2 separate regions of the Homo sapiens genome follow, and region 2 is linked to region 1. Evidence: read pairs that join two places in POLR2A ChIA-PET (ENCODE). Cell type or tissue: IMR-90. All regions are shown on one strand. Each heading gives the region's core, and the rest is flanking DNA. Links, peaks and the distances in the headings are about the cores only.

The links. Peaks named below come from ENCODE experiments on the same cell type or tissue, not always from the same donor. Only the 100,000 strongest peaks of a DNase experiment are listed, where the experiment ranks them.
Region 2: POLR2A ChIA-PET joins it to region 1 with 12 read pairs; 2 of 35 experiments call an interaction of 5 or more read pairs at or near these places.

Annotation. Positions count from the first base shown.
Region 1 is chr6:22,711,277-22,722,178 of GRCh38, reverse strand. LINC03005 (long intergenic non-protein coding RNA 3005) reads left to right here and starts at 4,255. Exons shown (of 3, transcript NR_134614.1): 1 at 4,255-4,458. In IMR-90, for the core only: no CTCF peak of the experiment used is centred there; no DNase peak of the experiment used is centred there.
Region 2 is chr6:21,598,060-21,608,961 of GRCh38, reverse strand. SOX4 (SRY-box transcription factor 4) reads right to left here. Exons shown (of 1, transcript NM_003107.3): 1 at 10,343-10,902. It also overlaps the pseudogene BOLA2P3. Among named protein-coding and RNA genes, the nearest start is that of SOX4, 9.8 kb to the right of the region's middle. In IMR-90, for the core only: no CTCF peak of the experiment used is centred there; no DNase peak of the experiment used is centred there.

The DNA.
Region 1 (10,902 bases), core at 4,049-6,548:
GGAAGCCTCACTCATTTTTCCACCAGCCCCATTCCCTCTAGCCACCAAGAACAATTTCCCAAATATTGTTCCAGTGTATAGTAAAAGTTTCTTTGAAGCCCTTCAGGCTTCAGGGCCCTTCAGCCCTTCAGGGACTGCCACCTAGTCCCCAAACCCACTAATTTCACATGATTCATTTACAGACACATTGTACTTGCAGATACAAATTTTGTTTTAACTTTCTAACACTGCCTTAAAAAGTCACCTCAAAAACTGAATGGCTTAAACAAAAACAGTTTATTATTTCTCATGATCATGGGTTGAGCTGGCAGTTTTTCTGCTTTACTTAGTGCTGACTGATGGCTAGCTGGTTTACAGTGGCCTCACCCGTAAGATAAATTTATGCTGTCTGGATGATGGGAGCCATCAGGCAGGGGCTGTCTGCCTGGGACCTGTTCTCCCTGCTGGCTTGGTTCTTCAATTCTCTGCTATGTGGCCTCTCCATGCACTTATCTTGAACTTTCTCAAACATAAGGGTCTCAAAGTAGTTAGATTTTTTTCATGTGCTGGCTGCTTTCTACTAGCACAAAAGTAAAAGCTACCAGACCATCTCAAAGCTCAGGTCCACAACTAGGACAGCATCATTTCTGCCTCATTCTATTGTTTAAAACAAGCCACCAGCCCATCCCATATTCGTGCAAAGGGCATTGGTACCCAGAGGATGTGATTCACAGGAAGCCAAATAAGTTAACAGCCTAGCACAATAAAAATCAATTACCTTACAATGAATTGCTTGAAAAGAAACTATTGGACAGCAGTTCTTGAAGTGTGGTTCCCAAACCAGCAGCATCAGCATAACTGTGAAACTTTTTTTTTTTTTTTTTTTTGAGACGGAGTCTCGCTCTTTCGCCCAGGCCGGTCCGGACTGCCGTGGAGCGATCTCGGCTCACTGCAAGCCCCGCCTCCCGGGTTCACGCCATTTTCCTCTCTCATCCTCCCCAGCAGCTGGGACTATAGGCGCCCGCCACCACGTCCGGCTAATTTTTTTTTCTGTATTTTTAGTGGAGACGGGGTTTCACCGTGTTAGCCAGGATGGTCTCGATCTCCTGACCTCATGATCCACCCGCCTCGGCCTCCCAAAGTGCTGGGAATACAGGCGTCAGCCACTGCGCCCGGCCATAACTGTGAAACTTTTTGCAAATACGAATCCTTGACCTGTACCCCATACCTACTCAATGAGAAACTCTGGGGACGGACCTACAAATCTGTGTTTGTCAAGCCTTCCAGGTGATTCTAATGTAGACGAAAGTCTGAGAATTCAAGGGCAAAGAAATGTGTTCAATTGAATTTGTGTCTTACGTGGAAAATGTTAAAGCATAGCCAACCAGTTAATTCTTATTATGAATTAGTTAACTCTTACTTTTAACATATCAGTTATAAAAAGGTTAATTTTGCTAACAATGTTCTATGACTATTGCTATAAACCATTCTTTATAATATAGGTAGTAAATAAATGTATTGGTCAAATTAATCAGCAATCCAAAAACCTAAATGAAATGTCTAAGAATCAATTAACAATTATCTTTCTTATCTATCTACATACATACCCACACACACAGACACACACGCACTCACACACCTCCTTTTTTTCTCTTTCTTTTGCTCTTTGGTTGTTGCTATTGTTGTTTTTATGGTCACTTTGATAGTATTTTATGTTATGTTTGAATGATAATTTTTTTTGTCATGAATAGTTGTTTATTTCCAGGAATCAACAATGCAGGTACGGTAAAGAAGGAAGCTAGCATACATGATAAATATAGCCAGGGCACGAACAATTTTTCAGAACAATTATTTTTTAAAACAACCTGGCAATGTATATTTAAGATGAAGATCCTGCTTCAGTGGGGAATTAGCAACTTGTCCAAGGACGTTTGGTAGAGAAAAGGTTTCACTTATATATTGATCCCTTTCTTTTCAGTCCACTGAGATTAGGCATCTACTCAGTAATTTCAGGCTGTTCTATAATCTTCCAAAGTATTCAGGTGTTTGCAAAATTAACCTCTCAAAATATTGCAACTGGAAATGGCCTATTGAACTCCATTAATTGATTAAATTCTACATGCCATTAGAGCAGCACTTGTTTGATTGCAATAAAAATGAATCATGGGAAGTGGTTTGTTAGGGAAGAGAAGGTAAAAATAGAAAGGATTCAAATATTATCAGCAGCATAAGAAACTTGTGGTGCTGATTTCTGTGTAAAAGTTCTAAAATCAAATGGTATTTGCAGCCTTCGACACTTGATTAGACTATCAATGACAGTAGTTGTGCAAATAAAATCCTGGAGCAGGTCACAGTTTATCTTACATTATTTCTCTTAATTCAGTAAATGTTATGGATCATTATGCATCACAGAATCCTCATATCATTCCTATGTTGTAGGCAGTATTATTATCCACATTTCACCAATGGGGGAAAAAACACCAAATTAGCCAAGTTGGGATTTAAACAGTCTGGCTACAAAGTTCATGCTTCTAGTCACCAGGCGAAACAGACTCTTTATACTGATCTCAGGTTCTCACTTTGAAAATATATGGGTATATGCCAATATGGTGATTTCTAAAGAAGTTAAAAGAATCTCTTACAGGTTAGACATCTGAAATTGTAGTAATGGCTACTGTCATAGAATAGATGATAGTCTTCTCTATTCACAGTTGCTTAATTGTAAAAGGTCTTGAACACATTTCATCTCATTTGACTCACTCAATTCTCAAAAGGAATTTATTCCAATTTTGTCACTATGAAAAAGAAAAATAGAAATAAAACAGGCTTAGAGAAGCAAAGTAATGTAGATAGTTCATGCAACTGGTAGATGCCTCAGCTGGAACAGTAAGGCCAGTATCCTGATGTCAAATCTTACACTTTTCCTGGAAACCCCATAAATTCTCAAAGATCAAGTAACAATCCACAAAGAAAGGGAAGCCTGCTCAGCCTCATTTATACATCTGAATAGCAAGATTTCTGAGAAGCAGAACCTTTAAAATGCAGTATGAATTTAGATCTTGCTTTATTTAAAATAAATTTCATTGTTATACTCCCAATACAACTTCTACTCTTGTATTTGATCTCCTTCTTAGACTGAGAGAGACAGGTCTGGAGTGAGAGCTAGAAAGCTGGGAAGTAACCCCATCCAGTTTTATGGGTATTCACAGACAAGCGTACATTGCTTAGCAAAGTGACCTATCCTAAGTACTTCCAGCAGACAATCGGTTGATAGTCATAACTTTAGTGACATAGCATAGCTTTTGTTTCTTTAGAATACATGGACTGGCACCTATAGAGAGGGGTCATTTGGTGGCTTTGCTTCTTGAATATGTCTCTATTTTTAATAAATACTTAAACCCTATGACCCCATTCTTATTCTGCCTCCCTTTAATATGCTTTCTGAGAAGGTGCTATGTGTAAGGGACTTTCAAGGAAAAATAAAATAGAAGGGAAGAAAAGAGTGCACGAAAATAAAGTTTTGAATATTTGGAGAGGGCACATAGCAAAAAGGAAAGCAAAAATCAGGAAGAAATGTGATAGAGGAGTACAAACTGGTAGGTGGTGTAGGAAAAAAGGAGAGGACTTCAAAAGATTCATATGAGATGGTGTCAAAGAAGGGGACACACCTAAGTCCCTATTCTCCTTTGACTCAATTATCTGCTTATTGGCACAACCAACTACAGTCAGCTTAAATCTTTGCTGAAACTAAATGGAGACTTAGCACCATTTGTTGTGTGAATCTGCGTCTGTAATTTCTGTGACCTGGGCATTCAGGGCAAAAATTGTTCCCATTTTTTTCCATTTCATGCATCGTTTCAGAGCTATGTAGTCTCTATGTAGAAGCTGTGGGTGCCGATTTAAATGAGTAGAAAAACAAGCATTGTAAAGCCTGCATTGCCAGCATCTGCTTCTCTCATTTACAACCAGAGAATGAAAGGTAACAAGAGCAACTCAATTTAACAACAGTGGATCCTGTGTTTGCATAAGTGTCCCGTTTTAACTAGGAGGCAACTGTGTATGATCCCTTCAGAGAATCAGGTTGCTGGCTGGCAGGCCTCCAGGAGCAGAAACACCTGCACAGTGGAGACGCACGATCCTCTGTGAAGGGTGCCAGCCATGGCCATTCCACATCACATGCTTAGCATCTGACTAAGGATGTCAGTTGTTTTCGAGGGCCAGTTGGTTACAGAAAATAACTACAGCTCTGTTGAGACCCTTTCTCTCTTTGCTTTTCTCTCTGATCTGACTAACCTCTTTCATTCTTTGCCCTATGTTATATGGCTTAGACCAAAGCCTGAGACATTTAACCAATTTATAAATATTAAATGCAGAAGGCATACTTTATCAGTTCCTGGAAACATCAAAGAAGCTGGAAGGGGAATGGAAATTGGATGGCACTTTGTGGAGGTCACTTTGCTGACAGTCAAGTATTCAAAGGTAGGGTTTTGCCCATGGTTTTAAACCATTGCCTTATATGGTAAGAGTCTTTTCTATCATTCTTCCGGCTCTTAGCACAAGCTTGGAAGAATGAATGAATGACAACTAACAAATGACTGAAAAAGAACTTAATGCTAATTTGTGTAAATGTGACTAGATCTGGACATTTATTTTGCTTTTATAATTAACTTACTTGGATAACTTTCAAAAAGTAGCTTATTCTTAATTACTCTCTGCCTTTATTTCTTCCTTTTTTCTTCATTCTTTCCTTCCTTCTTTCAGTTTTTCTTTTTGTCTTTCCTAAGAATCTGCCTTCTTATACTACATTAAAGAGAACGAAGGAAAGAAGAAGGGAATTCTTGGCCTGATAAAATTCTTTCCTTTTTCCTTCCTTCTTTTCTTTCTTCTCTTTGATGTAGTATAAGAAGGCAGATTCTTAGGTCATGAACCTGATTCTGCCTTTAAGAAGAGAGTTCTTACTTTTTGAAGGCATATTGGGCCACTGCATCCTAACAGACATGCATTTTTTTTTAAATGTGAATTTCCTTGCTAATGGCAATTTACTTTCTCTTCAATTTATTGAACTTCTAGAGAAAGAAGATAGCATCATGCTGATTCTTTGCTCTGGATTTAAACTGAAATTATAGCCACCAGAGATCATGAATAAATAATTCTCAAAAAGTTTTAGAGACTCTTCTAACTATAAACCAGCCTGAGATAAGGATCCAGACAGAACAATACCCATGAAGATTGCTAAAGCCAGCACCCATCGTTAAACATTAACTGGGTGGCAGTATAGCTGGCCAATCAGCTATGCATTCTCACATCCTCTATCAAACTGACCTTGAGTATGAGACAGGAAAATGGTGCTAGCTATTGTATGCCAGACTGAGTGAAATATATTTCTTTCTGGAAAATTCTCAATAGAGAAAAATTCATCAGATCTGGAAAACAGCTCAATTTACACACCCATTATCAATGTAATTTCAGGTTATTCTTCCAGTTGCAGGTGCTCTCAAAATAAAGTTTATAGTGCATTCAACCCAAAATGTTATTATTAAACTAATTAAGAAGAAAACTTCTAGGCTTAATAAATAAACCTGTCAGCCCATGTAACAGTGAAATTAGCCGACATTTTATGAAGAATACAATATTTAAAATTCAAAAGGATCCCTTTTATAGTTTTTGACTGATCTTTGGAAAGTATGACAAATTCATGTGACCCACAAGTTGCACTATCATCCCTCTTGGAAATACCTATTTCCATCATCACTGCCATATAACATCTACATTTTCCTCCATTTCCCATCCAATCACTTATTGACTTTTATTGATCTTATTTATTACAACACCATGTTTAATATCATAACATCATAAAACATATGATGAGTCAAAATGAGGGAAAAAATGCCTGAGCTTCCTTTTTTTTTTTTTTTTTTTTGAAACACTGGGTCCATTTTCCCTGTGAAAAAAAGAGGTTAGGAAGTTATGGTAGATCTTGTACTGAAACACAACTCATTATGTTAGTTTCCCAAGAATAGTTGGAAAATCTTACCAGCAACCTACACAACGTTACCTTCAACTATTTCCCACTTGGAGAGGGTATTAAAAGGTTTGTTGTATATGATAGAATAGCAAAGAAGTTTAGGTCATAAGGACTGAAATGACAGGAGAGTCATTGTTCCAAATCTCCTTGTCATCTCTCTGATCCAAAGCAAGATTTTATGTTACAGTTTTAAATATAAGATTAGTGCTAGGAGATATTTTTTAAACTCAGCAGCTTCTACATCACATGAATATTTTTCAAGGCACACTGGTTCAAGGGATATTTCATTAGAAACAGCAGCTACCAGAACAATCATGAATATTAGCTATATATTATTATTTTGATGTTTTAGCTATAAACAGTAAGAGGCAAAACCTTTAATTTCTATGGCATTTCCTATTCTGAATAAAATTTGGTAAACTTGGCATCTGGAATACTAATCAGAATATTTGCTATCCATGAAAACAGCAAGTCAGCCATGGAAATGCCTGTCTTATTAACTGTGAAAACTGAAACACAGAAGGAAAATATAATCTGTTTTAAATATATTCTAGCATGCTGAGAAGTGGAATGTATTTGGAAGGTCATAACTGGCATACCTACTTGGTGTTTTCTAGAATATGTTTTAGAATAAACGCAGTGCCAAGACGAGGCACCAAAAGAACCATTGGCCTGATACTACTGTTTGGAGGGTCTGGAAGAGAGATATTTAAACACAGTATTTTATATGTATTTCTAGGTGCTAAAGCAATATTTATTTTCTTAAAGAGGTTTTCTCCAAAACATATGCAAAAGGGTTACAAGTAAACCTCCTTACTTATATAAGTGTGTAAAATTTTCCACCCTTGAAGCCACAGCACATGTATTTCTAAAAAAGAAAAAATATATATATATATTAGCAAACCACTAACATATGTGCATACACTAGGAAAATTGGATTACTTTACTTGACTGAATGAAGAGATGCATTTATTTACTTCTGAACCCTTATTTGAATATAAACTTGTAAGAACTGATCACTTATATTTAGAATGAACAAAAACCTACAGAAAAGGGAGTGGATAGGACCACAGGCCAGGTCAGGTCCTCCTGCTGTTGTCTGCCTTAAGTGGGGTAATTTATTTTGATCTGTGGTCTTAGAGACGTGAAATTGCGTAGTGTATTCCTGCCCACTGACTGGCATGGGTATCTTTCTATTGTGAGTTATTTTTCTTTTATTAGGATAGAAACGTTGGTGATAATGAAATTTTAGCACAAGTTTTCATAAATATAAGAATGTGAGAAGGATGATAGCTCAGTGCATGCAATCTTTTTGGCTTATACATTTGAGTTTTCATTGACATAGAAATCATCTAGCAAAGATGACCTCAGGCTTTGAACTTTTATAATACTCTATAATACTATATTAATGTTAAGTATGAACTGCTACATACCTGTATGATTATTTAAGAGCTCCATTTTGTCCATCATAATCATTGAAATATCTTCAGAGCTTTATAATGACATAAACTTAAATTCCTCTGTGAAGGTCAGGAAACATGTGTTGTATTTCTACTTGGAAAATTCTCTTTTCTCTTTTTGTGATCATTACTTGTCAGTCTCTTTTTCGCTTTTCGTCCCTTCATCATTGTTATTAATAGACACTCTGCAAATCCATCCCACCATGCTCAATCCCTCCTGCCGTGGACAAATACTTGTTCAAGTAATTCATGGAAAAGTAGATGCAAGTGGATGCAAGCATTTCCCTCCCAAAGTTGTGTTTTAAAGGAGCTGAGAGCTTCCCATGTTAGGAGTAAAGCAATAATACCTTAATGATAGACAAAACGAACACAAGTGAGGAGTAAAAAATTTGCTGGAAAGGAGTTTTTAGAAAACTAAAACCTAAAATCATAGAGTAATTAAATCGAATTAGTATAGTCAGAGTTACATTATCAGAAGTAAGTCTGAGGCCGGGCTTGGTGGCACACACCTGAAAATCCAACACTTTGGGAGGCCAAGGTGGGAGGATCGCTTGAGCCCAGGATCAAAGGTGACAGTGAGTCATAATCACGCCACTGCATTCTAGCCTGGGCAAAAGAGCGAGACTCTAGCTCAGAAAAAAAAAAAAAAAAGGAAGGAAGTTTTAGTATATTTGGGCTGCCATAAGAGGGAATGGGTAGGTGGACATTTAGAAACCAAAGCAACATTTGACAAGGTATATGTTCAGAAAATCAGATTATAAGCTAGCTCTAGAAATTTGACTTGTTAAGGTGACAGGGCTAGTGTGGTTAGACCCAACTGAATTCTAGGTTTCCTAACTCCAATCCAGAACTTCCTTTTAAGATTTGCTGTTTTATGACCTCAGTTTTCTATCATATAGTAGATACCAATAAATATTTGACTAAATGAATCATTTTCACTATTCATACTCTTATTCTCCACATTATTCCAGATACGAGGATTTCTCTACACAATGAGTATCCTAAATCATGTATTAGAGGAGGCCAGCCTGTCTCAGTGATTACTTAGAGAGGAATATGTATACATTAATAGTTTTTAAACAGAGAACACTTACTTCACTCCAAACTGAACTGTACATAAGACAGGAATATATAAAACATACAAAAATAGAGCTTCTATAGTTCAAAATTAAATGTGCACAGGACATACACTCCCTTCTATTGGTACTTCCTACAGAACTGTTTTGGCCCAATTAAATCTATTTGTGAATAAAGGGCACTGAGGCTTAGGGGCAGTTCACCTAAATCCACATGGGAATTCCAAAGCTGGACTAGGAATTCATGCCCCCCTTACCTTGACCTAGTGTTTTTTCTGGTAATTTATACTGCTTGTATGCATACGTCTGGATTTAGCGCTCTTGCTTTTTCTTTCTGTTTGTTTACTTGTTTGCGTTCAGTTTTTTAGGTATTTTCAAGCTCTAACATTGATAAGCTACAGCAGTACACTTTCCCACTTAGTATTTTGACCAGTTTTTATTACTGTCTCTAAAATCTAGATGACGCTAATACTAACAAACTTTTGGTCAAATATAGAATAAAATAAATATATTTAGCTAATTTGATCAAAACTCCAAATGAACACGGTTTAATTAATTACAACAAACCATGGAGCCACAGTCAATTCTGAAAAGAGAAATCCCATAAAAGCAATTTACTTAAAATAGTTTATACTTGGTTTCATTGTTTTATAAGATTGAACAATGACAAAGTTATCTTTTTATAATTAACTAAAAGTTACAATAAGTTGGTGGTTTTCTAATGCAGGATCCACTGTAAAAAAAAAAAAAAAAGAAAGAAAAAAAGAAAAGAAAAAGAAAAAGTCAGGAGGCTGAGGCAGGAGAATCACTTGAAGCCGGTAGGCGGAGGCTGCAGGGAGCCGAGATCGCGCCACTGCACTCCAACCTGGGCAATAGAGCGAGACTCTGTCAAAAAAAAAAAAGGCACTCAGACATCTAAAGTGAATTTCAAAGAGAGAAAATCACAGACTTGGAAAACATGGAAGTTTTAAAACTATGGTAGTAACTAAGACAACATAAAGATCTGGTCTTTTGTTGCTGTTGTTTAAAAAAACACACTTTTTAATTTTTAAAACTAGCCTCCAAAACAGTTCATCTTCACATTTCCAAAATAAAGTTTTAACTAACATTCCCTCACTAAATGAATAAAAATGTAATACCCCAAATAGTGTTCAAATTACTGGAGATATAGATAGATAGATAGATAGATAGATAGATAGATAGATAGATAGATGATAGAGAGAGATACATGATAACAATATAAAAATCATATAATATATGTGTATATGTATGTTTGTGACAAACTAGTTACTTCAGATAGCAATATAGTAATGGTAATATAATTTCCAAAATAACAATTAATACCTATAAAATAAGCTATAAGATATTAAGCACTTTTGCTCAATCATTTAATTTCAAAACAATCCATGAAGGAGTATGATAGAGTATATATACTTTGTAGGTATTTTATATGTATTTTATTTTTTTGACTGAAGAGTATTGGTGCATATGAAGAGTAAATAATATGAATTATTCATTGTGAAGACCTGCCCAAAAGCCTTTTAATGTTGTTGTTGTCACTAGTGTGTGCAAGTATGCATGTGTGTGCGTAGGAAAAATTACAGAAAATCCAGAGACACGGAAGACCAGATTCTCCTAAAATCCCACTCCACTAACATCACCACTGCTATGATTTTATTATATTAAATTCCATCTCTTTCTATATGCATAGAATTATTACAAATAAATAACTGTCCTAATCAGGTTAGATGGTATCATTGCTTTCTTCTAACAGAATCTAGAGGCTCAAAGAGAATGAGGACCTTGCTCGAGGGCACATCATTCCTTGGTGGTCTCCCTGGTCCAGTTTCTATTCACATGCCACCCTCCCTCATCCATCCAGGGCCAAGTGATTGCAGAGGTACAGGTCCAAGGTTGAGAGTCAGGCATAGAAACACATATGTTAACCTAGACAGCAAGAAAACATTGTTAGGATTAGATTTCCTCCCATCCATTAGATATGTCTTTAGTAAATACCTGAAAGAGATGGAACTCAGCTCCCACATGCTTGGAAATGGAGCGTATCTGTCTGTGCTTTTGCCCAACAGTGTGAGCGTAGCCAGGCACAACCTTGAGCCATTACTTCCAAAGAGAGCAACACGAAGCCTGCCCGCCCATCGCGGAGGCAACATTTTTAAAAAGGCTACTGCTGTGTAAACTGGATATGAGAGCAGGAACATTTTTATTTTTGAGGAAAATAGCTCAGTAAACATTCCATCACATTTCACAGCAAATGCGTTCCACCCACTGACACAAAACCCCTGGCCTACTCTCCTCTGGGTTACTTCTAGCTTTTCAAACATCCGGTAAAAATAAAAGCAAA
Region 2 (10,902 bases), core at 6,945-9,444, 1.1 Mb after region 1:
CCATCTCATAGATTGAATTCCAGGGAACAGGAGAGGTCAGCTTCCTTCCCCACTGAAAAGGGTGAAAACTTCCCGCGACTCCACCCCGTTCTCCCACTGGGCAGGCCAGTCAGGGGTTCTCCAGGGACTTCCTTATATTTTGCTGTCTCAGTTCCAACAGTAGGATATAGTGTTACATGATCGGCATCATGATACGACACAAAACAAAACGAAGGAATACCAGATAACGTTGTGGTATGTGTATAACTTGCTAGTCACTTTAAATTATGTAGTTTTTTTTTTTGTTTTGTTTTGTTTTTTTGAGACAGTCTTGCTCTGTCACCAGTCTGGAGTGCAGTGGCGTAATCTCGGCTCACTGCAACCTCTGTCTCCTGGGTTTAAGCAATTCTCCTGCCTCAGCCTCCGGAGTAGCTGGGTCTACAGGCGCGTGCCACCACGCCCAGCTAATCTTTGTGTTTTTAGTAGAGACGGGGTTTCACCATGTTGGCCAGGATGGTCTCAATCTCTTGACCTTGTGATCTGCCCGCCTCCGCCTCCCAAAGTGCTGGGATTACAGGCGTGAGCCACTGCGCCCGGCTTTCAATTATTATTTTATTTTAGAGACGGAGTTTGGCTTTTGTTGCCCGGACTGGAGTGCAATGGCTCGATCTCGGCTCACCGTAACCTCTGCCTCCTGGGTTCAAGCAATTCTCTTGCCTCAGCCTCCTGAGTAGCTGGGATTACAGGCATGCGCCACCATGCCCAGCTAATTTTGTATTTTTAGTAGAGACGGGGTTTCTCTGTTGGTCAGGCTGGTCTCGAACTCCCCACCTCCGGTGATTTGCCCACCTCGGCCTCCCAAAGTGCTGGGATTACAAGCATGAGCCACCGTGCCCAGCCTCCTTTAATTATTTTTTTAATGTTAATCCGGTTTTAAAATTTACCCTCAAACCTGACTTAAATCTCATCTTGCCTGGCACAGTGGCTCATACCTGTAATCCCAACATTTTGAGAGGCCCAGGTGGGAGGACTGCTGGAGCTCAGGAGTTCGAGACCAGCCTGGGCAACATGGCTGCCTTCTCTACAAAAAAGACAAAAATTAGATGTGTTGGCACATGCCTGTAGTCCCAGCTACTTGGGAGGCTGAGGTGGGAGGATCGACTGAGCTCAAGAAGTTGAGGCTGTACTGAGCTGTGATTGTGCCACTGCACTCCAGCCTGGGGATCAGAGAGGGGCCCTGTCTCGAAATGAATAATTAAGTCACTCTCTTCTACTTCTGAGTCAACTTGAGTTGCTTGGAGTAGGAAGATACTTTCTCCCCTCTTACTTCAAAGCCTAGCTCCTCTAGTGTGTTGGGGAAAGGATGCAGGACAGGGAAAAATACAAGTATCCCTCTACTTAACCAGTCACCGTTAGAGGCCTGTGGCTGTCGCTGTGAGCTGATTCTCCAGCTAACACCTACTGGCCATTGATGGGCCTTTTTAAAAGTGGGCATCCAAATGCTGGTTTTCCCAAGAGCGCATAGGTGGGTCCTTCTTTCCTCCAAGTCCATTCTGCCTTGGAAAACTCCAGACAGAATTCTTCTATACCACTCTAATTCCCGCTCACCACAGTACTCCCCACAACCTTCTTGATTCATCAATTCCTGCTTCCATGTACTTGACCCATGGAGATGCATATCCTTGCTGTGTCGAATGGTAGAAAGCAGATAGTCAACAATCCTCTCCAGCCCATCTGCACATTCCCGACCCCCTCTCTCTCTGGTAGAACAACTCAGCTGGTTAAGCAGATGACGGACTACAAATAAAATGCCAGTCTTCCCTTCCTGCAGACACCCCACTCTCTTATGAATTATTCTCCTGGAGAATCCTTTGGAACTTTCCCGTCACTTGGTTTTGGAATGGGGTGAGGAAGCACTGGGTTCCCCTCGAGGATGTTTCAGGACTCCTTGGCTCTCTTCCTTCCCTTTTTCCAATCCTGTGCTTATTTGGACTGGAGGAGCCGTGTTGAGGAGGGGAATACTGACTATGGTAGGATCCTTTCTGCTCTGGATTACTGGGGTAAGGGCATCACCTGGCTTCCCTTTAGAATGTGGCATATTTAATCTCTACTCTTTATATCTCTAGGCCTGAGTGCCAAAATTCGAGCTATAGGGAAAAGGTTAGAATTTTAAATAGATAAAAGCCAAGCCAGTCTGTTTGAAATGAGGATATTGTGGATGGTAGAGGAGGAAGGGTGGATGTTCCATGAAGCCTGGGGTTCACCCTCCCTTAGTATATGAAGATCAAAGAAAAAATATAAGAGGACGTATGAGGGCCATGAGACCCTAGGAACAAAAGCAAAACAAAGAGGGATGGGAGAGTGAAGAATATAATACATTAATAAGTGATTTGTCCAAAAGTAGGCACACAACCCCAAAGCAGCCGTTTCATTGCTTGGTAAGTAATTGATGAAATAACTGCCATGCAGAGCTGTCTTTTTTTTTTTTAAGATGTAGTCTTGCTCTGTCACCCAGGCTGGAGTGCAGTGGTTACCGTCTCGACTCACTGCAACTTCACCTCCCGGGTTCAAGCGATTCTCCTACCTCAGCCTCCAGAGTAGCTGGGATTACAAGTGCATGCCACCATGCCCAGCAAATTTTTTTTTTTTTTTTTTGAGACGAAGTCTCACTCTGTTGCCAGGCTAGAGTGCAGTGGCACCATCTTGGCTCACTGCAACCTCCGTCTCCCGGGTTCAAGTGATTCTTCTGCCTCAGTCTCCCGAGTAGCTGGGACTACAGGCTTGTGCCAGCACGTCCAGCTAATTTTTGTATTTTTAGTAGAGATGGGGTTTCACCATGTTGGCCAGGATGGTCTCGATCTCTTGATCTCGTGATATGCCCACCTTGACCTCCCAAAGTGCTGAGATTATAGGCATGAGCCACAGTGCCCGGCCAATTTTTTTTTTTTTTTTTGAGACGGAGTCTTGCTCTGTCGCCCAGCCTGGAGTGCAGTGGCGCGATCTCAGCTCACTGCAAGCTCTGCCTCCTGGGTTCACCACCATTGTCCTGCCTCAGCCTCCTGAGTAGCTGGGACTAAAGGCGGCCGCCACCACGCCCGGCTAATTTTTTTGTATTTTTAGTAGAGACGGGGTTTCACCGTGTTAGCCAGGATGGTGTCAATCTCCTTACCTCGTGATCCACCCGCCTCGGCCTCCCAACAATTTTTGTATTTTTAATAGAGACGGGGTTTCACCATGTTGACCAGGCTGATCTTGAACTCCTGACCTCAAGTGATCCGCCCACCAAGGCCTCCCAAAGTGCTGGGATTACAGGCCTGAGCCACCGTGCCCGGCCCAGAGCTGTCTTAAAAGGGAATATGAAGGACAAAATATGGAGAACAGAAGCAAGATTTGGTATTGGGAGAAAATCAACACACACAGGAATACTAAGAGAATACCTGAGCAATATTAATTATCTGCATAATCTTAATGCTAAATTGGTAACCACTTAATCTCTCCAGAGCTGCCGTGGATCTTGAACACTATTTCTCCCAGAACTACCATGACATTTTCAGTTCCCTTGTAGTCTTGTGTTTCTTTGTAATAAAGCCCCGTGTCTCTTTGTAATAAAGCCCCATGATTTCAGGTTACTTGAGTGATTCTGTTCCTTGCATCACAGAGCCTAGCAAAAAAAAAAGTAAGGCTAGTAATGCAGAAATGGGAATCAGCCTGATGAGTTCTAATGGAAGAAGAAAAAGACCGAAGAGAGTTGATCTCTGTTCTGATGTTTATTTCGGAAGTACTAAAATCCCCATACTTTGTCACCATGTCAGTGTCAAGGCTGTTTCTGTAATTGTTCGCTTTTCTATTCATATATGTTATCAGACACTTGGGATAGAAAAATCATCTCAGTATGATTTGCAGATGTATCTGCTTACATATTAAAATAATCTATTCACCTTCTCCGGGGGTTAAAATGATTGTTTCAAAGTTTGGTTTACTTTTTAACCTGTGTTCATTTAGACATATCACTAGTTTTTCTCTCCTCAAACCACTTTACGCCTAACCAGCTCCAGGGTACGGAAACTGTCAAAAGCCTATGTCTATAAGACTAAGATCCAGCACTTTCCACTTCTAGTAACTACTCAAGGAAAACTCTCATGTATTTGAAAAGACATGTATAAAATACATTGTTATAACAATAGGAACTGGAAATCTTAATCAGTGTTCCCTTAATTTACTTGACATTCTTTGGGAGATATCAGAATTACAAAGTAGTATTCACCTTCATCTTTTGCCCCTTATTTTTTCTTTCCTCCAGCTTTTGGATTCATTGGGTGCTCATCCAAAAAATTAAAACTGTTAGTAAATCCCTCAATGTACTTAGTACCACCTCTTTCAAAGACAGGCTTTTGGACCTACCTCGGCCTAGAGAAGGAACAAAGTGCAGTGTATTTTGAGACTACAGACAGCCCCACAACTTCCCAGGAACTTCAGATAAATTATTCAAAGTCTGAGGGGGATTGGCAAACAGGAGAGATAAAAGGTCCACATAGAAAGTGTGGGAATGGGAAGAGAGAAAGCAGGGGCAGAGACTGAAGGTCAGGGGTTCCAGAAGAGACTATTTTCACAGGCTTTAGGTGTTGATCTGAGGAAGTTAGGGCAGGGGCCGGTAGGAAAGAAAGTAACAATTAACCACATATACAACGGGAGCTAACTGATCATTCAACAGGCTCCTTCTGCTTAGCTCTTATAAAAGCAGTTACATGCATCACATGTATTAGCCAACCATCGCCCTACACTGCTGGGCATTCACTGCCTGGAGAGAGCCTACCTACTAAGGATAATAGTGTTTTCACTTGCCTTTCAACTGCATGTTATGTCAGGAAATAGCACATTCATTATGTGTTTAAAAACTAATCCAAAGAATTATGTATTTGGAAAAATATCTAAAGAAGTAAGTGGGCTAAGTAAATGATATTTCATTTGTTTCTTAATGTCCTGCCCTTTAAAAAAAACACTCAAATGGAATACCCTTAGAATGTCTTACGTATGATGCAAAGCAGCTGTGTATATTGGTCCACAAATGACTTAGAACTTTGTCCTTCAACAAAAAATCTGCAGGGTAAAGGAAGGCCCTACAAGAAACTTCCTGCCATGACTTGACTTAGGCCTGGCTTGTTTGGCGGTACCCCATAAACCAACTGCCCTGAATTGAAACTGTCAAAAGAAAATAAAATGGGCTAAATTTATTATCACCTGTATCCACAAACATACACACATAGAGGTCCATTGTTAACTAAGGCCCAAACCAAAATGCAGCAGCCTAGTCAGACATCCCCCTGGGAAATACCGTTTAGTGATGTGAGAGTTTTTTTTTTTCTTCTTTTTAACATAGAGAAGGAAAACAACACATGCAGGAAACCATAAAACCCTTCAAGTTAACTGTAGCCAACGGTCAATCTCATTAGGATATAATGGGTAGACGATAGCCCTCTCTATAAAGGCTGAGTGTGCTCTGAATAATTTCCAATTTTCTCACTTGCTGGAAGCTCTGCCTTTTAAACAACAAAGCAGAAGTTCCAGGCACTATATTTATATTATTTCTGTTCTCTGCCTTGGATACTTCTACCAAAAATCAGTCCCTGGGTTCATCTTTTAGCACACATTTGTTTAACTGGAATACACACACACACACACACACACACACACACATTAACTTGGCTAATTACTTAAACTTACACTTTTTTTTTTTTTTTTGAGATGGATTTTCACTCTTGTTGCCCAGGCTGGAGTGCAATAGCACAGTCTTGGCTCACTGCAACTTCTGTCTCCCAGGTTCAAGCGATTCTCCTGCCTTAGCCTCCTGGGTAGCTGGGATTAAAGGCATGTGCCACTACACTCAGCTAATTTTTTTGTATTTTTAATGGAGACGGGATTTCACCATGTTGGTCAGGCTGGTCTCAAACTCCTGACCTCAGGTGATCCCCCTGCCTCGCCTCCCTAGGGGCTGGGATTACAGGCACCAGCGACGGGCGCCCGGCCCAAACTTAAACTTTTAACAAGGATGGTGGAAGGGCATCCTTGAGAAAATGGATAGGAGTCAGAGGGCTGAGGGAAGTGCAGGGACTGCCAATTTTTGCCAAGGGACCAAGCCTTGGGTAGAAATGGAGAAGACATCTATTTAGAGAAATAAGTTCTAGGCTGATTCTAGGGCTCAGGAGATAGAGTTCCAATACCCTTTCTGGCACTTCTGATCTTGTGACCTCAGATCAGCCATTGGGCCATTCTCAACTCAATTTCTCCATGTTAAAACAATGAGGGCGTCATAATCCCTCGCCTGCATACTTATTGTGAGAATATGCTAAAATACAGTGAGGGTACTGATTTCCAAACTTCAGTGAGCACTGGAAATCTATGGGGGGCTCATTAAGGCCCCATCCCCACAGTCTGACGGTGGCTGGCGATCTGTATAATCGCTACCCTTAACAAGAATCTCCAGGTAATTCTGATGCTGGGGATTCGTGTAGCAGACTGAGAAACATTGATTCAGGAGATTTATTTTTAGAAATTTTTTTTTCCAGATTTGTAATTTAATGGCTGTGCAGGTCCCAGTCCCTCATTTCTGCCGCTCACGGGCCCACTGCTCTGGGATTAGGGTTTTCTGTTCAAAGGCATGGATACGCAGGAGCGCTTCTGCTAGGCACGCGTTCACCAGGCGGTGTCTCTGAAGCAGCGGCTTCCCCTCGAACTTGGCCGACACCGCCAGAAGCTACAGGCGCAATGGTTGAGGGTCGTGTTGTCCTCCACCGCCACATGCTCCGCCGCCAGGTCCCGCTGCAGCTTCTCCCTGAGGTATTCGGCCCTGAGTTCCATGGTGGTAGTCCAGCTGGGGCGACAGCCCAGTGGGGACAGAACCCCAGCTCGGACCCCGGCCACGCTGCTTTGCTCCCCATTTTTAGAATTTAAAGCATCTTCTGTGTTGCTGGCACTGTGTTAGGCTTTACACACATTAGCTTTTTAGAACCACCCATGAGGTCAGGTTCTAGCATTCACCGAGCCCATGGGGTAGGCCAGGCATTACGACATGTCACACACGTGCCGCTGCACTCTATTCCCAACACAGCTGTCTACATTAGATAGCTCTCTTTCTATATGACGATTTAAAACACGGAAACTTAAAAAGGCTGAGAAATCTGTCCAAGGTCCTCCAGCTTGTTGGTCTCAGAGGCAGCATTCTAATCCAGGTTTTCATGCAATCCGGCGCTGGCGCTTACCACAAGCAGCATAAAATGCAAATGCCTGTTGGAAGCTCTTAGGAACCCATGGAAACCATGTAAAGTCAAGAAATAAGAATTTAGCATTTATTATGTGAAAAGAAGCAGGGAAAGCAAACTGGGGAATGCAAGAAGTATTCAATGCCTAGTTTCTGTCCTTCAAGAATTCCAGTCTATCAGGAAAGAGCAGTTTGGTTATACTGCAATTTGGAAGAACTGGAAAGTTGGGCTTAAAACCCTTTTGTGCAGGGCCTTGAAGAGCAGCATGTGAATTCTGCACTTTATCCTGGGCACAGGGGAATGGTGGTAGACACTTGGCAGAGCCTGAAACACCATGCGGATGTCTGGAGATGCTTTCTTCCCACCCCTCCACTTTAGCTTTCAAATGATAGTGAAAATTGAGAAATGCGTATGGAGATATCATTTTTCAGGAAGAATCAGAGGGGTAGGAGTAAACCCTAGTGAATATGGGTTAGAGAGGTATTTTGTAGGCCTTAATAGGAGGGGTGCCAGGAGGAGGCACAAAACAAAAACCACCAGAAAGAGAAATAAAGCATACCAACCTTACACTCTGAGAAATCCAAATGGGTAGATGGGTTTGTATTTTTTTGTTTGTTTTTGAGACAGAATCTCACTCTGTCACCCAGGCTAGAGTGCACTGATGCGATTTTGGCTCACTGCAACCTCAGCCTCCCGGCTTCAAGAGATTCTCCTACCTAAGCCTCCCGAGTAGCTGGGATTACAGGCGTGCACCACTACGCTCAACTAATTTTTGTAGTTTTAGTAGAGAGGAGGTTTCGCTATATTGGCCAGGCTGGTTTCAAACTCCTGACCTCAAGTGATCCGCCCGCCTTGGCCTCCCAAAGTGCTGGGATTACAGGCGTGAGCCACCGCGCCCGGCCAGATGGGTTTGTATTCTTAAAAAAAAAAAATTTTTTTTTAAACATTTCTCTCTTTTCAAATACTTCCTTGGGATCCCTGAATTTGTTTTAAATTCATGATTAAGCATTCTGACCCATAGTATTCCCCAGACCATGTCTTCTAATTTGTGTGTACCCTACAAACACAGGAAACCCTTGGTAAATGTTGATGTCCATTTAACCCTTTGCTTTCTTGCTTTCCTCAGAATCCCTTAGCTCCCCTAGTACCCTCAAAAGCAGGGTAAACACAAACCCTAAAAGCCTTCCCAGGAGCTGGGCCCACCCTCTCAGCTTACATGCTTTTTATTTTTTTTCTTGGCACTTAAAGGAATTCAACTAGGAATTGACAAAACTTGCTTAAGCAAGTATCACTGATTCACATTTGTGATGGAACACAGGGCCAGAAGCAATTGCTGGATATTCTTAAAAGAAAATCTGAAACTTACTCTTTTCTATTGATCCAAATTATCTGTAAGAAAAAAATCACACTAAACTGTTTGGTTTCGCAGGTTTAGGATGCCTTGTACCACCTAACAAGTAAGTATCCCTTACGAATGAAAACAGACTCAGAGAAAAAGACATTGTACAAAAATGCTTCTTACTTTACCACCTGACAGGAAGGACACACACATTTCAGCTTTTATTTTTAAACCAATGTTATCAAAATTCTTAAAGGAAATATTTAAAACATCTGCTTTTACATAGAGAGTCAAGGGAAAAGAAACAGTTCTAACAGGAGAACCCTCCGAAATAAAAATATGCTTTAAAAGAGATGCATCATTTAAAAAAGGCATCATTTAAGGCTTCATTTATGTCATGGTATTGATACCTTGGATCTGAAAAAAGCTAAACCATTATATTATCACTGCAATGAACAAAAATTAAAAGCACTTTTCTAAAGAAGAGTTCTTCCTTTTACAAAGATCTTTGAAGAAACTTAGATGCCATGTTGTTCTAAGGTCATTTTAAAAAATGGAATTCCAATTGCAGAACGCAAATGCAATTAAAACTAAATATATGAGCACCACACATGAAAAAAATGTTGAAAACTAGTAGCTATCTTTAAGAGATAAATTATATTGAAACACAAGTTATACTGGTTTTTGGGGGTGCATTATTGCTTTTCGTTGGACAACCACAAAACCCCCTCCTGTTAGACTAGTCTTCAAAAGGTCTCTTTTTCCAGATGTACCTTCCAGGATACTACTCCCTTATCTACAAGCAATCCAAATGACTAAGGGATAATTTCCAAACACTTCTGCTTGTTAACCCCTCCTCTCCAGTGCTGAAAAACTCAAGACAAGTAAAAGACACATTTTTAATTAACATTTGGAAGATGGCTTTTGTTAGTTAATAGCAATTGTTAACTCTCAAAATAAACAGGAAATAGTGCCACTTAGCAAGTTGTATGTTCCAAACCCAAGAGTAATGGGCCTTAAGAAATCCAAGTACTTTTTCACCTTGCAGTCTCAACAATCCTTCCTGATTCTTAGAAAAAGCACAAATCTCCAGCAGCCAAAGTAAGTGCTATTTGGAGAGGGGGCTTTCCTCTGAGCCCACATGCAGCCAGCTTCTCCAGGTCATCCTTATTGCTGCAGTTCTCTTACATTAACACCATGTTGGGCATGGCAAAAAATGAAGATTGTAGCACATCAACCTTTCTGCTTGAGAAAAAAAATGCATAAATGCATACGTTTTGCATTTCATAATCGGTAAAAGCCTCCTCCTGTATAATCTACTGATAATAACAGTTTATTTGTCCTTAACCCACGAAAACCAATTACAGCCACTGCTGGAGGTAAGCATGGGCAAATCAAGGAGAAAGCAGCTCCAGGAGCACCAACTTGAAAAAAAGATCATCTAGCCAGTTTCATCTGTGAAGAATTCTGTCCACGTTGCCCCTCCCCCTCTTTCAGATTCCAAGACAAAGGGCGTTTTTAAATATGGTAAACTCAGAAAATTCCTAGAAAGCATGTGTTGAGTTGACACATATTCAGCTGATGCCATCATTTTCAGGGTCAGAGGAAATCTGGCCAAGAGACATTTAATGTTCCTCGATAAGGTAGCATTTGACAAGACTCCTCTGAGAACTTATTTTTTTAAAGCTAAGGCAGATTGTGTAGTGTCCAGATACTGTAGGGCCTTTCCAATCTTAGGCATTGGGCATAATAACGACAAAAGTCAAGATTTAGGGTTCAGTTCCAGCTGATTTTATTTCCTTCTCAAAAAAAGTTATTTACAGAAGGTATATATCAACAATCTGACAGGCAGTGAACTTGACATGATTAGCTGGCATGATTTTTTCTTTTTTTTCCCCCAAACATTGTTTTTGTGGCCTTGAATTTTAAGACAAATATTCTACACGGCATATTGCACAGGATGGATGGCAAAAAAAAGTTTAAAAACAAAAACCCTTAACGGAACTGCCTTAAAAAGGCAGACGTCCTAGTGCCTGTCATGTTATATTAAACATACATACACACAATCTTTTTGCTTATTATAATACAGACTTAAATGTACAAAGATGTTTTCCACTTTTTTCAATTTTTAAACACAACAGCTATAAACCTGAACACATATGCTATCATCATGCCATAAGACTAAAACAATTATATTTAGCGACAAGTAGAAAGGATTAAATAGTCAAATACAAGAATGAAAAACGCAGTACATAGTGTCGCGAACTCAAATCGGCATTTAGATAGATCCAGTGGTTTAAACGGCACGTTTTTGCTTATAAAAAAAGT